Regions from separate parts of the Homo sapiens genome. Here region 1 is linked to region 2. Evidence: read pairs that join two places in POLR2A ChIA-PET (ENCODE). Cell type or tissue: MCF 10A. All regions are shown on one strand.

The links. Peaks named below come from ENCODE experiments on the same cell type or tissue, not always from the same donor. Only the 100,000 strongest peaks of a DNase experiment are listed, where the experiment ranks them.
Region 1: POLR2A ChIA-PET joins it to region 2 with 8 read pairs; 5 of 35 experiments call an interaction of 5 or more read pairs at or near these places.

What each region holds. Positions count from the first base shown.
Region 1 is chr6:159,876,063-159,884,062 of GRCh38, reverse strand. No RefSeq gene overlaps it. Among named protein-coding and RNA genes, the nearest start is that of MAS1, 11 kb to the left of the region's middle. In MCF 10A, no CTCF peak of the experiment used is centred here; no DNase peak of the experiment used is centred here.
Region 2 is chr6:159,939,676-159,947,675 of GRCh38, reverse strand. No RefSeq gene overlaps it. Among named protein-coding and RNA genes, the nearest start is that of IGF2R, 25 kb to the left of the region's middle. RefSeq lists an enhancer at 5,789-5,908. In MCF 10A, a CTCF peak has its summit at 5,737 (motif pointing right); DNase peaks (open chromatin) are centred at 4,335 and 5,775.

The DNA of each region.
Region 1 (8,000 bases), 64 kb after region 2:
CATCCTATATCTTGGAGGTATGGCCGATGTAGATGTATGCATTTATCAAAACTCACCAAACTCAATAACTAAGATTTGTGCATTTCACTATATGTAAATTTCATACCTCAATAAAAGTATTTCTTAATTTAAAACAAGTATTATAGCTGAGCTTAGTCATTGAAATCTTCACACTTTGTTTTCCCTTAGTGGCTAAGGAAAGTGATTTGTTACAAAACCACAAAATACACATAGACACACGCATACAGAAGCATATACTTATATAATGTCAAACTGAAATGCCTTCTTTGCAAACTATGAAAGGAAATGGAATTCTGAATTCATTTTTTAATAATTTCAAATTATGTGCTAAAGTTACATGTTGTTTTATGGCCCCCATTTCTTCTCCGCCACTGCCTCACACCAAAATTATTACTAAAGCAGCTTACATTGTTTGCTGCTAGTCTTTTGGGGAGTAAGGATAGGTTTAAAAATGAATTACAAGTAAAGGGTTTTGATACCAGCCTAAAGCATCATAGCATTATGGTACCTTTTTTTTTTTTTTTTTTTTTTTTGATACGGAGTCTTGCTCTGTTGCCCAGGCTGGAGAGCAGTGGCGTGACCTCAGCTCACTGCAACCTCCGCCTCCTGAGTTCAAGCGATTCTCCTGCCTCAGCCTCAGCCTCCTGAGTATCTGGGACTACAGGCATGCACCACCACACCCAGCTAATTTTTGTATTTTTTGTAGAGACAGGGTTTCACCATATTGGCCAGGCTGGTCTCGAACTCCTGGCCTCAGGTGATCTGCCAACCTCAGCCTTCCAAAGTGCTCGGATTACAGGTGTGAGCCATCACGCCCGGCCACATTACAGTACTTTAAACCAACTAGACCCACCATGCTTTCCAAAACTGGTCCTGGATTCTGCTGGCCACTTTATATTTCCACTAAGGAGTGGCTCAAGATCCAGGTTAATAGGGATGAACATGTTGAATATATAGAGAGCCCATGCAAATTGATAAGAAAAAGACAGTAAGACTCCAAATAGAAAAATGGTCAAAGCACATGGAAAATAACCAACCTCATTATTAGCTAAAGAAATGCACACTTAAAAAATATGTTTCCCTTTTTCACCCACTGGGTTGGCAAACACTTAAAAATTAAAATATTCAGTGCTGGTAAGGGTGCTAAGAGGCAGGCATTCATACATGTTGCTACTACAGATATTACTAACACTAGCTGGTATGCAAGGTGAAAGAATTCCCGGGGCCTTCCTGGGCCATAGTCAGGTGGCCATCCATGCAGACATGAGCATTGGGATGGTGATGCGATTTTTAAAATAAATGAAATGTTTTCTTGTCCTCTGAATCGGCACGTAATCTGCTATACAGACACTTTGCCTTCTAATTCCTTACCTAGATTATAATCCTGTGCTCTTTCTTACCCAAACATCTTGAAAAAAAAATCCAGTTGTGAGAAAGAGTATTTTTGGAGTATTGCCTTGGATCATGGAATCTATCCACTCCTCTAGCTGTTCTAAATATTACCCCGGGTTTAGCCCTGCATACTTGGCCCTTCATGGAACTGTACCATCTCAATTATCCTTTGGAGATATTCATCAGCTAGCATTTCAGGGCTCTACAAAAGAGACACACAAAAAGATCAAAATTGTGCTCATGAAGGTTGGCTAACACCCTTCCCACTATACCTACAAAGTTTCCTTTTTGAGATTTCTACATCTGGAGTAGCTGAGTTTCTTCTGAGCAGCAGCCAATCTGTTTGTATTGATAGAAAACTATAAATTGGGTAGGTGGAATGTTTGTTTCTCTTTTCCTGCTAAGAAGCCTGAAGATATGTATTTGACCTGTCTTTGCAAAGGTACCATATGGCTACCTAAAAGAAAAATACTCAAAATTATTTAGTCAGAGGTCAAATCTGGGCACCATAAATTTGTATCATCCTTTTTCTGTCAGTAACTATAGATTTTGGCAATGTTTTTTCACCAATAATATCCTCAAGGATACTGAAAAAAAAGTCACCTCTAAACGATAATAACTTGTATATTGGGAATACTACAAATAGCTAACAAAATAGCAGTGACTCTGAATTCCTGAAGAAAGGAGCCCTCTAAATTCTCAATAGCACTTGCTAAATTCTTCTTTTTTTTTTTTTTTTTTTTTTTTTTGAGACAAGAGTCTTGCTCTGTCGCCCAGGCTGGAGTGCAGTGGCGCGATCTCGGCTCACTGCCAGCAGTTGCTAAATTCTATTAGAGTTACTTTATTATGTGTCTGTTTACCTGATTAAAAATAGCTCTTTGAGGCAAGAGTCATGCCTAACTCATCTAGTATTGGCTGAGCCTAACAGTAAGTTGAATAAATCAATTATGTTTAGAATCGTTACCACAATTTTAAATGCTGGTTATCATTATTTCTTGAATGTTAGTCTAGTTCCTTCAGTTAGACTGTATGTAAGTCATATGGGAAATGAACGACATCAATCCTTCCTTGTGTGCCTGAGAACACAGTAGGGGCTGAACACTGTTCTGTGTTGTTGTTGTTGTTGTTGTTGTTGTTGTTGTTTGGAGACAGGGTCTAACTCTGTCGCCTATGCTGGAGTGCAGTGGCATGAACACGGCTCACCAAAGCCTCGATTTCCTGGGCTCAGGTGATCCTCCCACCTCAGCCTCCTGAGTAGCTGGGACGACAAGCATGCCACCATGCCTGGCTAATATGTACATATATATATATATATATATGTATGTATGTATATATTTTTTTTATAGAGACGGGGTCTCACTATGTTGCCCAGGCTGGTCTCAAGCAATCTTCCTACCTCAATCTCCCAAAGTGGTGGGATTACACGGTGAGCCACCATGCCTGCCACGGCTAAGTGATTTAACAAACATCTGTAACTGAGTAAATTGACTAGAGCCCTTCGCTGACATTTTGCTGAAGCAATCTGTCTCTGTTGATCATAACTAGCATTTAGCAAACCTTTTCCTGAATATAGCATGGTAGAATACTAATAACTTACATACGTTTAGAGGATGCTTGGGACATCTTTGTCATTACTGCTTGTCATATTTGAGAGAGTAAGGACTTGCTAACTTGTTTTTGTAAAGCCAGGATACCTTATCACGGTATTCTGTGCATCATAAAATGTACTTACTAAATGATTTTGGTGGCAGATTACAAAGGTAAAAATGTATCCAACTAGCCTTGCTTCATGTATCTGAAAACAGCCTGCACATCACCCACATTCCACACCATCTGCTGGGCTCATTATTGGTAAGTCAGTGCCCATACATTGCTCTAATGAGGTGCACTCGGCATCTGCAATGAGGAAAATCACAGCTTAATGATTTCTGGCAACTGTTAGCTACTTAAGAGCTATTCAAATACCCAATGTTTAATAATAAAAATTACAGGCGCCACGTACGGGGACTTATGCTTGTTCTCCCAGGGACTCAAGAGGCTGAGGTGGGAGGATCACTTAAGCCCAGGAGGTCAAGGTTGCAGTGAGCCACGATTCTACCACTGCACTCCAGCCTGGGTGACAGAGAGAGATGCTGTTTCTAAAATTTAAAAAAAATTATAGTAGACTAAAACAAAAATGTGTCCAGCCCACACAATACAGCAAAATAAATAAAATAGACCTTCTTAATTTTGTCCCAACTTTAAGCATTGCTCAGGGGAAAGAGGAAAATACAGTCACCTTCCCACGGCTCAGGCTCACCCACACAGTGTGTGGTCTCCGCACAGAAGACCTGTTCCTCCCATGCTTCTCTTTCTTCATTTCCACAGACCTACCGCCACAGAAAGGGAACACAAGAGGACCAGCATGGGGCAAGCTCATCATACTCGCGTTCTTATGAGAATGTGCTAGAGAAGCAGCCTGTACGATTGGCCAAAATGAGACTAAGGGATTTTCTGTGTTCTCCACCGTGCTCTGCTGATAAGGAACATTAACGGTTGATTGTGGGCATCTAGAAGCCACTTCAGGCCACGAACTCTGAGCCAGAAGACACCAGCCCTTATATGGCCTGATGTGGTCTGGATCCATGTCCCCGCCCTAATCTCCTGGCTAATTGTAATCCCCAATGTTGGAAGTGGGGCCCGGTGGGAGGCGATTAGCTCACAGGGGCGGTTTCTCATGGTTTAACACCATCCCCCTTGGTTCTGTCATCACAACAGTGAGTTCTTCATCACACACCGGGGACTGTTGTGGGGTGGGGGGAGGGGGGAGGGATAGCAGTAGGAGATATACCTAATGCTAAATGATGAGTTAATGGGTGCAGCACACCAACATGGCACATGTATACATATGTAACAAGCCTACACGTTGTGCACATGTACCCTAAAACTTAAAGTATAATAATAATAATAATAATAATAATAATAATAATAAAAAAACAGTGAGTTCTTGTGAGATCCCATTGTCTAAACATGTGTAGTACCTTCCCCACCACTCTCTTCCTCCTGCTCTGGCCATGTGAGACACCTGCTCCCCATTTGCCTTCTGCCATGACTGTAAGTTTCCTGAGGCCTCCCCGGAAGCTGATGCTGCCATGCTTCCTGTACAGCCTGCAGAACCATGAGCCAATTAAACCTCTTTTCTTGCAAATTACCCATTCTCAGACATTTCTTTTTTTTTTTTTTTTTTTTTTTTTGAGACGGATTCTCGCTCTGTTGCCCAGGCTGGAGCGCAGTGGCGCGATCTCAGCTCACTACAAGCTCCGCCTCCTGGGTTCACGCCATTCTCCTGCCTCAGCCTCCCAAGTAGCTGGGACTACAGGCGCCCACCACCACACCTGGCTAATTTTTTGTATTTTTAGTAGAGACAAGGTTTCACCGTGTTAGCCAGGATGGTCTTGATCTCCTGACCTCGTGATCCACCCACCTTGGCCTCCCAAAATGCTGAGTTTACAGGCGTGAGCTACCGCGCACAGCCCAGACATTTCTTTATAGTGGTGTGAGAACAGACTAATACCTGGCCTCTCTTCCATAGTGAAGTGGAGGTGAGGGTTGGGTTCCTAAGTGCTGACAGGAAAGGAGTGGATAATGGGGATAATGGGAAAAGCAGAAGACTCCTATGCACAGGGCAAAAAATGAGTGGCCCCATGGAAGTATATCTTCGCCATCAGGGAATCCCCGGAATCCCTGGGGAGAGGTCAGAGTCAGAGGGCACAGACTTGTTGACATAGGTGAAGCCACACTAACCCAGATTCATAGCACAATTCATCCAAGTTACATGCAAATCCCTTAAATAGTTCTGATGCCCTGGGATTGTAAAAGGCATAAGCTGAGCTGAATATTCTAGAAAGCTCTAGAATAGGATAGTTCTAAGATTGGAGACCTTTCCCAAGCGATTCCACAGGCATAAACCCTGCAACGCTGTGTGCTTCTGCCCTGGGCGTGCAGTCCCGACAGGATACCATGCCAGCACACTCTCTGCTTCCCGGGGGAGGTGGGCCCTCCCTGGCAGCTGCTTTACCAGAGGCCAACCTTGAGGTTCTCTCTTCATTGGCACAACAAGGAGCCTTGGAGCCAGAAGGACCGACTGACTGCCTTTACCAGGAGGTGGGGCTTTAAACACCACACTCAGGAAATGGACTTGCTCATTCTTGTTATACCCCAAGATGCAGCAAGGTTGTACGTTCCCCATGTCCACCTCCGACAGGACCTTCACACCTTGAGTTGCTGTGAAGGAGGCTCATCCACACTTGCACAGTGATTCTTGGTGGAGCTGGGGGGAGATCAGCCCACCTAACACCACACGTGGCACTGTGTGTCCAAACAGCAATCCACTTCTCCGCTGTTGACCTTGAGCAAGTTACTTCCCTTTGCAAAGCCTCAGCTTCTTTGTCTGTAAAATGGGGACAATGACGTATCCACCTAATAAAGGCTGTTGGGATAATTAAATGGGATGATGCAAGAAGGACTCCTAGTAAGTGTGGATAAATCTTAGCCATAATTGCATTGTTGGTTCTACAGCTATCGTGGGACATACCAGTGTGGCCCATAGGATATGTAATTTGAAATTCTATCTATATCTTCAATAAGTCAGTCAGTTGTTCTCATAATACAAACTAAAGAATAGGACTCAATAAAGTCACCTTGGTGGCATGGGATGGAGAAAATGGAGGGTGAGACATTGTAGTTGTGTGGTGCTCGCTGTGCAGTACGTTGCTCTACCAGATCACCTAGGGCTGTGGCAAAAGGGCCCCACGCCCTGGGTGGTTTAAACAGCAGAAATGTATGCTCTCATTGTTCTGGAGGCTGGAAATCCTAAATCCAGGTGTCACCAGAACGTTGGTCCTTCTGAGACTAGGTGGAGCCCTTCCTTGCTTCTTCCCAGTTTCTGGGGTGGCTGGCTGTCCATCCTTGGCACTCTTTGGCTTGCACAGTCTCTGCCTTTGTGGTCATGTCATTGTCATCACATGACCATCTTCTTATAAGGACATCGGTCACACTGGATTCATTCAATATGAGTTCATTCTACTCCAGTATGACCTCATCTTAACTAATTGCACCTGCAACAACTTCCAAATAAAGCCACATTCTGTGGTACTGGAGGTTGGGACTTCAGCGTATCTTTTTAGGGGACACAGTTCAACCTGTAACAGGTGCCTTACAAAGCTGAATTGTGTTGGCCTGCTGCACACTGGGATGGCATTGGAACATGTTCTTGAGACCGTGCTTAGGCAGCTCTGGGGAATGAGCCCCAGGCAATAGTGGGTGTCCTGTGAGCCCCGAGTGGTCTCCCTGACCACCAGTACCCTCCCAGACCCCAAACCAGCCCACTGCTGGCATGTGTCCAAGGCAACCAGAAGCATTCCAACATTATTCAAAAATCTCTCATGTATGTTGAGGGATGGTGACTGGGGGAAGAAATGATTTGCAAAGAAAGAAAAGAAACAGTTCTCTGTTGTCATCCTTTTAAAAATGTCTGCTCCTGTTATTTTGAGTAAGGTGGTGGTTATACAGGTATCTACTTATATCAGCAGTCATTGACCTGTACCCTTAAAGTCTGTTAATATTTCTGTATACACATTTTATATCCATAAAAAAAGTCCAGAAAAGAGTAAGAGAGTGGAAAACTTAGGTATAACATTATTAGTCTCTAAGTGTTTTTAGTGGATAGCTTTGCTAGATCAAAAACGTGTAATCAGTATATCAATGGAGGGTGGGAGGGGGTGAGCGTTGAAAAATTACCTATTGGGTACAATGTTCACTGATTGGGTGATAGGTATACTACAAGCCTAAACCTCACCATTATGCAATATATCTATGTAACCAACCTGCACATGTATCCCCTGAATCTAAAATTTTAAAAAATTAATAATTTTAAAAGCATATACATTGAATAATAACAGAGCTGCTCTATTTTGTGCCCCTCCAGCAGGAATCAGGGTTTTCCCTGTGTGCCTCATTAGTCCAAAGATGTGCAAGTTTCCTGCTGTGTTCTAGAGGATCCTGCAGTAGAGGGTTGTCCACTCCACAAGGTGGACGTTAGAGCTGGGTGGGGTCTGAGGCACAGGGGAGTGCCTCACTGCACTGTAGACAACAAGTTGACCTTAGAGACAATCAGTAGGATGAGGGATGGCTGGAGGCTGAGTCTTGCTGGCCAGCCTGTAATTCTTTGAAGGGTGGAAGGACAACCAGAGTACATGCCCCACCCAGCTCTCATCCACACGGTCTTCTCCTTCTCCCAGCCTGTGGTTATTTATCGAGTCACTGTCAGTGGAAAAAATTGGTCTGGAAATATGCAGCTGATCTTTCCATTCTGGGTGAATTGCAGCCTCATTTTCCCCTGTGACTGCAGTGGATGATTATATTGAGCAGTGCAGGCTGGGGCAGGGGAGAGCCTTCGGGGTCCAATGGTGAGAAGATAGAATAACTTGGAAAATCTTTGCGTTCTCACAAAGACTTTCATTCTTCCAGGTTTCCCTCGACTAGAGAGGTGCTAGGACTCTGTCCTCAATCTGTTCCTCCAGAATGGTTTGTTCCCCACTCCCCTTACC
Region 2 (8,000 bases):
TCCTACCTTGGGGTTTATGTGTGTACAGTTTCTTCTAGAAAAAATGGTATTTCCCATACCAGCTCCTTCTCAGATTTGGTGAGGTCAGTTGCAATTGGGTTAAATAGTTATTCTGGGCACATCTCATTCTTTATCTCAACATTCTTTTTTTTTTTCTTAAGTTTATAGCATTTCACACTTTATAGTTACTTGTTTATTTATATGTTTGATTCACGAGATTATATGCAAATGCCTAGCGTAATACATGTATGAGGAATTCATTGAAATAGTTAATAAATCAATGAATGAGAAGATAATTTCCAATGAGTGATTATTTTCCACTTTTCCTAAGCACAGAGAGAGAAATGAGAGATAAATGCCAGGAGGAAATTTTTAGATTAGACATTTGTTACATGGCCTAACATCAAGATTGGGTCATACTGTAGGATAATCTATCGTGGCCTATTCATCACAGAGCTGAAAATCAAGTTCATATAGGAAGTTCTCTGTGACCTTTTCTCAGGTAAGAATCAAGTGATTCCATTCATCATTTGTTATTCGCCAGCCCCTTACCATTCCTTAGTTGTGGTAAACACCATGGAAAGTCAGGAGAAGCATTAAAGAATCAACAATTCAGCCACAGAGTTAAAAATAGCACCCCCTGGGAAATTGCAATTAGGGACTACAAAGCAGTGTGTTATCATTCCCAGTATTTTGGGAATGATGGCATCTTTCTCTGGTTTGTGCAGATAATTTTCCTCTTTCCTCTCTAATCTTCTCCATCCTTAATAGCTGTGTGGTGTGGCATTTTAAATGAATTAAAATTAATTTCATTTTGGGAATTTTTATACCTCTGAGATAGTGCACCTGGAATTATCCGAAAACCAGGACTGGAAGATCTAAAACAGTGTTGGGGAGTATGATGAATGGGAAAGGCTTATAACAAAAATTCCATATTATCCATGGCATAGCTTACTTAAGAGAATATGCTTTACTTACTAATGGAAAAGAAAACATTATACCTAGGCAGGATTTAAAAAAAAAATACTGTCCCTAATGTTTACATGCAGTGATGTTAATTCTAGAGGGGGCCCAGTGACTCCCGACCAGGCCCTGCTGAGACAGAAGAAATCACATTTTTCAGGCTTCTCTTCTCTTAGTCTTCTTAGTTAGTGAGAGAAGAGAATCTCCACTCACCACAGGCAACACTTTGGGGCATATTTCAATGGGTTCTGTTCTGAGTCCAATGGTTCCTAATGGTTCACCTCCCGCCAAACAGAACCCAGGCTCATTTTCTCGTAGCCTGAAGAGCACTGTGCATGGAACACACTTCCTAAAGTTTGGATGAATGAACTCCAGGAGGATTCTGTATTTGTGGGGTGAGAGGCCCTGGCTCCCAGAAAAGGAACGCTTTCACTGGGGCCACAGCTGCCATCATGTCTCTTGGTGCCAAGAGAGCAGCTGCAAAGGAAAGGATTCATCAGACCAGCAGCAGGGTCTGCCCTCACACGTCGGGGTCGTGGAAGAACATATTTGTACACTGGCAGTTCATGAGGGTGTCTCTTGGTATTTCTTTGCCCAATTCTAATAGCGATTAGACATGATGCAGCAGCCACAGCCTGAGAAGGGCATGATTACCAAGATTTCCAACCCCTAGAGATGAGGGTTTAGATCACCCTACCAGGGTCATGTAAGGTTACCAGACCAGCACAGGTGCTGGCTGAGTGGGAGGGAGATCTAGAATAGCTACTAAAGGAGAGAGATGATGAATAGTGATTGTGGCCTCACCTGCAGCAAAGGAGACTAATGTCTTGGACTGTTTTATGCTGCTATAACAGAATACCACAGACTGGGTAATTTATAAAGAAAAGAAATTCATTTCTTACAGTTCTCGAGGCTGGGAATGCTACATTAGGGCAATCCCAAATCAAGGTGTCAGCATCTGGTGAAGGCCTTCTTGCTGTATCACCTAATAGCAGAAGATGAAAGGGTGAATGAGCATGCAAGACAGAGAGCACACTGGGTGAGAGATTGAGCCCCTAAGGCCTCAGGCAGCCTCACCCACATGGCTTTGCTGGGCTCAGTCTACACTTCGGCTCTCTCAGGTTGGAGTCTCATGACTGCAGCTCTCCCAGGCTGGTGTCGCACACTGGTAGCTACAGTTCTGGAGTCTCAATGGTGATGCCATTCCCATCAGGCATTACCCTTGTGAGGACTCTCAGGGCTGGCCTTGTTCCAATGGCTTCACTAGGCATTGCCTTAGTAGGAAATCTCTGTGGTAGCTCTACCCCTGAAACAAGTTTCTGCCTGGGCCCCCATGTTGTCTGAACATTCTTTGAAACCTAAGTGAAGGTTGCTATGTTCCCATATCTCTTTCTTCTGTAAGCCTGCAGACTTAACACCATGTGAATGCCACCAAGGTTTACTGCTTGCACCTTGTGGAGTCCAAGCTGCACCTGAGCCTGCTTGAGCCACAGCTGGGACAGATGAGGGGTATTATATTGGAATGCAGAGAGCAGAGTCCTGAAGTGGCCCTGGCCAGTGAACCCATGGACAGTGCCCTGGCCTGTCCTCTGAAACCATTCTGCCCTCCTAGATGCCCTAGGCCTGTGATGGGAGGGACAACCTCAAAGATCTTTGAAATGCCTTTGAGGTATTTCTCCCATTGTATTGATGAATAGCACCTGGCTTCCTTCCTGTTCATACTAATCTCTTAAGCAAACAATTGCTTGACCATACCCTTGATTTGCTCTCCCAAACACACCTTTCTACTCTTCACATAGCCAGGCTGCAAATTTCTGAAATCTTTCCATTCTTCTTTTCTTTTCATTACAAAAGTCTGTCTTTAAGTCATTTCTGGCCTCTCACATCTCACTGGATGTGTTTAAAAGTAGCTACACAGCAGCCTGATTCTCTGTTGCTTAGAAGTTTCTTCTACCAAATATCTTAGCTCATTACTCTTACATTCTGTATTCCATAAAGTCCTAGGACAAGAACATAATCCTGCAAAGTTCTTTGCAACCATATAACAGGGATGGCCTTTACTCCAGTTCCCAATACCATCTGAGATATCAGAATGGCCTTTACTATCCTTGTTTATACCAACATTCTGATCACAATCACTTAAGTAATCTCTAAGATTTAGGCTGTCTGTAGTTCTGGGGTCTTCTTCTGCGCCCTCACCAGATTTGCCATTAATGGCATTGTAGGCTTTTTCTAGCCTTCTCCTCCCAATTCTTCCAGCCTCTACCCATTATCCAGTTCCAAAGCCACTTCCACTTTTCAGATATTTGTTACAGCAACAACCCCACTCCTGGTACCAATTTTCTTTTTGTTTTGTTTTCTGCTGGTATAATGGAATACCACAGACTAGGTAATTTATAAGGAGCAGAGATTTATTTCTCACAGTTCTGGAAGCTGGGAAGTCCAAGGTCAAGTGGCCCACATTTGGTGAGGGCCTTCTGTGTCACCCCATGGCAGAAAGTGGGAGGGTGAGTGAGTGTAAAGAAAAAGAGGAAGAGGGCTGAATGCCTGCAATAGCAAAACCACTTCTGCAATAACAGCATTGATCCATTTATGAGGGCAGAGCCCTCATGACCTAATAGCTCCTTAAAGGTCCCACCTCTTAATACTGTCATAACGGCAATTAAATTTTAACATGAGTTTGGAGAAGGACATTCAAACCATAGCAACCAATATTACTGTCATAAATTTACCCAGGAAAAGAGAGTAACTAAGATCCTGAAGTAGCTGTTTCTAGATGAGATTAAATCACTATATGAAGCAGTTGGGCAAAAGGTAGGCTGTAGTGGATGCTGTGGTATGTTGTTCATATTCACCCTTCACATTCAAAGACACTAATTTCTCCAGATTTAGGAAATGTTTTATGCTTCACAGCTATGTTCTTCTCTAGGTACAGTCCTCAGCTGAAAGCGGCTACCCCATCCAAAGTAACATCTTCTCCTCAGGGGCAGCCTGCATCCAATGATCAGTTTATGAAAAGATGCAGAGACTTAGTTCCCCTCTTCATTAGGGACATAAATGTGTATACTGGTACATATTTAACAAGTTGTTCCTGGTGGATGGGGGAAGCCCTGGTTTGTAATATTGGGCAATTTTCATGGTGTAAATATTCCCACTGTGCCAATGTCAAGATCAACCTGACATCACTGAATGAGGAGTTGGGAGGAGATCCACACAGCTGACTCAGGAATCCAGCTGGTGGGAACCAGGGGACCCAGTTCAGCGCACCACAGCCATCCCTCGAAGGGCCCTCCTCATTTCAGAGCTCCTCACGAGATCAGCTGAGGCCTCTGTTGAAACCACATCAGACTTCCACTTCTTTCTCCACCCAATCCAGCAATCCTCCCTCCTTACGGTTGTTGATTCTGGAACACTCCCCAATACACTTCCTGCTCATAAGTTTCTATCTCATAGTCTACTTCTCAAGGAACCCTGAGCTACAACACGCTTAGATGCCAGTGTCCTTGTGGGTTCGTCCTTGGCTCTGTTTTCTTCTCACTCTGTACTCTTGCCCTGGGTGTCCTCACACATTCCTGAAGTTTGACATCACATCTGAATCAGATGACACTGCTCCATTCGGGACTCCTTTTCTGAGTCCAGTCCTAAATCTCCAGATTTCTGGGGACAGACAAACAGATTTCACTGGTGCAAAAACCTCACCTTATACAAAACAAACTCACCATCTTCTTCACAAACCTGCCTTTTACCCCTGTACTCTCTCTAAAATGAATCCTCATCTTTCCAATAGCGTAAGACTTTAAAACAAAACAAAACCTCAAACCCAGAATGACCTTGAACAGTTCCCTCTCCCTAAGCTCCTGGCAATTCTCTACTTCTGTCTCTGAGTGTCTGTCCATTACCTTACATTGCCTGCATCTCCACCTTACCTGGGTCCAGGTGATCTCTCGTCTGCGCTATCACTATCATCATGGCCTGCGAGGGTCTTTCTGATTCTCTTTTCCCTATTTTCCTGCCCAAACTGGTCTACAACAGCAATCTTCAAAGTCAGGGGACCCGGACATCCAATAGGATGCAAGAAGAAAATACTTGGGCTACTATTTTTTTAAATCACTTTAATCTCTTTATTTTAATATACATCTTAATTTGTACATGCTAGATCCATAAATGTTTATATTCTTAAGTAAAATGCTTTGGTTTGGTTGCATGCTCACTTAGTTGGTTTGGTTGGTTGGTTTGTTAGAGGTGCTTGATCAAAAAGTTTGCGGATCACTGCTCTAGTAGCTAGTAGCCCAGTGACCTTCCTGCCACACAGATTTTCTTATGTCCCTCCTTTACTCAAAGATATTCAGTGACTCCCTGGACTCAAACACCACTTTCTTCATCACCCTTCCCAGTGTCCAGTGCTGTTAACTTCTTTCCATTTATCCAGAGCTCCTCATATAACACACATTTATTTCTTTTTGCCTTGTATTACAGGTATGTGTGAAAACTGTCCTTATTCTCTAGCTCATTGAAGCTCATTGAAGACGGAGACTATAATTACACATTTTTCACCAGAGCCTAGGATTGCTCCATGCATATAGGAAGATAAATATTTGCTAAATGAATATTTGAAGTTTCATACACCTCAAAGATTCATCTTAATGATAGATTTCCTATTTAAATAATCCATTCTTCATAGAAAGCCTAATGGTAGTTAGTAAGACATCATGCAGGGCTAAGCACTTGTCCTCATCAGGGTAAGTCCACATCTCTAACAGCCACAGACCACAATCACCACAGAATCCAGAGAATGATACTGCCACAAGATGGCAGAATGACATCGTGCTTCAATATAACGTTTTCAGTTTGAATTATCTTCCAAAACATTGGTAGCCTACCCACTAGGCTGCCCTTAGAGCACATTGCACGTCCCCAGGAGAAAATGGAATAGAAGTTGACTTGACTTTCAGGCCATCCTCACCATGTCTCCCGGTCTTTGCAAAGGGTGTTACACGACAGGTGATGCCCATCTCCCGAGCACCTGCCACCAGAGACTCTAACACAGTAGGTCCTGTCTCCTGCAGGAGGAGTGGACTGCGGCCATCCGAGTGTCAGGACTTGTGGGTGGTCAGGCTGCCAGGGCATCTTCTGCTGGCAGCTTCTTAGCACTAGGTGCCTCCTCTTAGCCCACAGAGAACCAGATGGAAGTTAACATTTGGACCTGTTAGTCAGGGCTTCCCCCTCCATTTCCCTGTGTCCTTGAGCCACCCACATGCAGTCACCCAGGGCACCCCCACCTGTGGCTCATTCAAAGGATGGTAGAACGCAGACAGAAAAGGGGTAGTAATTGGCCTTGCATTTTGAAAGACTGGTGGAGATATTTTTGAATGTATTTTTTTCGGAGAATGCACGACAAGGAGTAGCAAGGCTTTCTTCTCTTGCACTTTCTCCCCAAGTCTGGATGAAGATTTCTGGAGCTAGACCTCTCTAAAGATGGAAGCCCTGCCCTCTCCATCCCTAGAATCCCCGGATCATTTTGAAGAGAAAAGATCAGAAGCCCAAGAGCCACCTTTCCTGGGTAGAGCCTGAAGGAACCAGGAGCCCAGGAAGAAGGGCAGACAAGCTCCCCTGACTCCAGTGTGACAAAATAAACGTCATTTACAGAAGACTCACAGTATTCCAGGCATTGCTCTAAGTACTGACTGCTTTAATTTTCACAACAACCCTATGAGACAAACTATTTTTATTTTTATTTATTTATTTATTTATTTTTTGAGACTGAGTCTTGCTCTGTCGCCCAGGCTGGTGTACAGTGGCACGATCTTGGCTCACTGCAATCTCCACCTCCCGGGTTCAAGTGATTCTCCTGCCTCAGCCTCCTGAGGAGCTGGGATTACAGGCGCATACCACCAAACCCAGCTAATTTTTGTATTTTTAGTAGAGATGGGTTTTCGCCATGTTGGCCAAGCTGGTCTTGAACTCCTGACCTCAGATAATCCTCCCACCTCAGCCTCCCGAAGTGCTGGGATTACAGGTGTGAGCCACCATGCCCGATCTGAGTCAAACTATTTTTAATTAATGCCCACTGTTGTTTTCAGATGCAAAAACAAAGTTCCTGCCTTTGCTGGGAAATGTGGGACCTTCCTCCCATCCAAACAGTCTCTGAAGCCCATGCCTTTAACTTCTTATTTTTATTTTTTGTAGAGATGGGGTCTCCCTGTATTTCCTAGGCTGGTCTCAAACTCCTGGCCCTAAGCAACCCACCCGCCTCAGTCTCCCAGAGTGCTGGGATTACAGGCATGAGCCACTGTGTCACATGCCTCAGACTTCTGAGCGTGGAAGACACCAAGGAGAGCTGAACCTGAAGAGGCTTTAGGCTGCACTGGGAAGATCGAATCATGAGCCGTGGGTGCTCAGCTAGAGGAAGGTGGAGGGCACCGACTGCTGAGTAGCCCCTGATGAGGACAAGACCCCAGCAAGCGTCATGCCCAGAGGCCTCCACATAAACTTTCCTCAACTTAGAACTTACTCTTAGGAAGGGCACCAACCAAATTAATTGATTTCTACTCAACAGTGGGTCGATGGCTCAAAGTAGAAATTAAATTCAGTACCAGAAAAGTAAAGAAAAAATCAATTTCTGGCATGTCTGACTTGGACTGAACTTCATTCCCACTAGAATAAGGAAAAGGAAGAAAACAAGCCAGGCACTCTTTGACACCACTCCATGAATCCTCCCCACAGGCGCAAGGGGCTAATGTTGACCCTGAGGACACACATGCCAAGGAGTTGAGGGCCGCAAAGGCCAGCACTAGTGCCGGTGCCTGGTGGAGAACGAAACCCAACCCAGACCAATAGAAAATGCTCAGTGTTTCCACTGCCATGAAGTCTTGGGTATTAAAGGTCATCTTATCCAAGGCTGCCATCTTAGCGATGAGAACACTCAACTTGAAGATGGAGTGAAGCCTCTTGGACTTGCTGACCTGCCAGCCCTGCTGTTCACCCTGGCCCAGTCCCACTGACTGAATCCCTCTGGAGAAAACTCATGTGACTGGAAA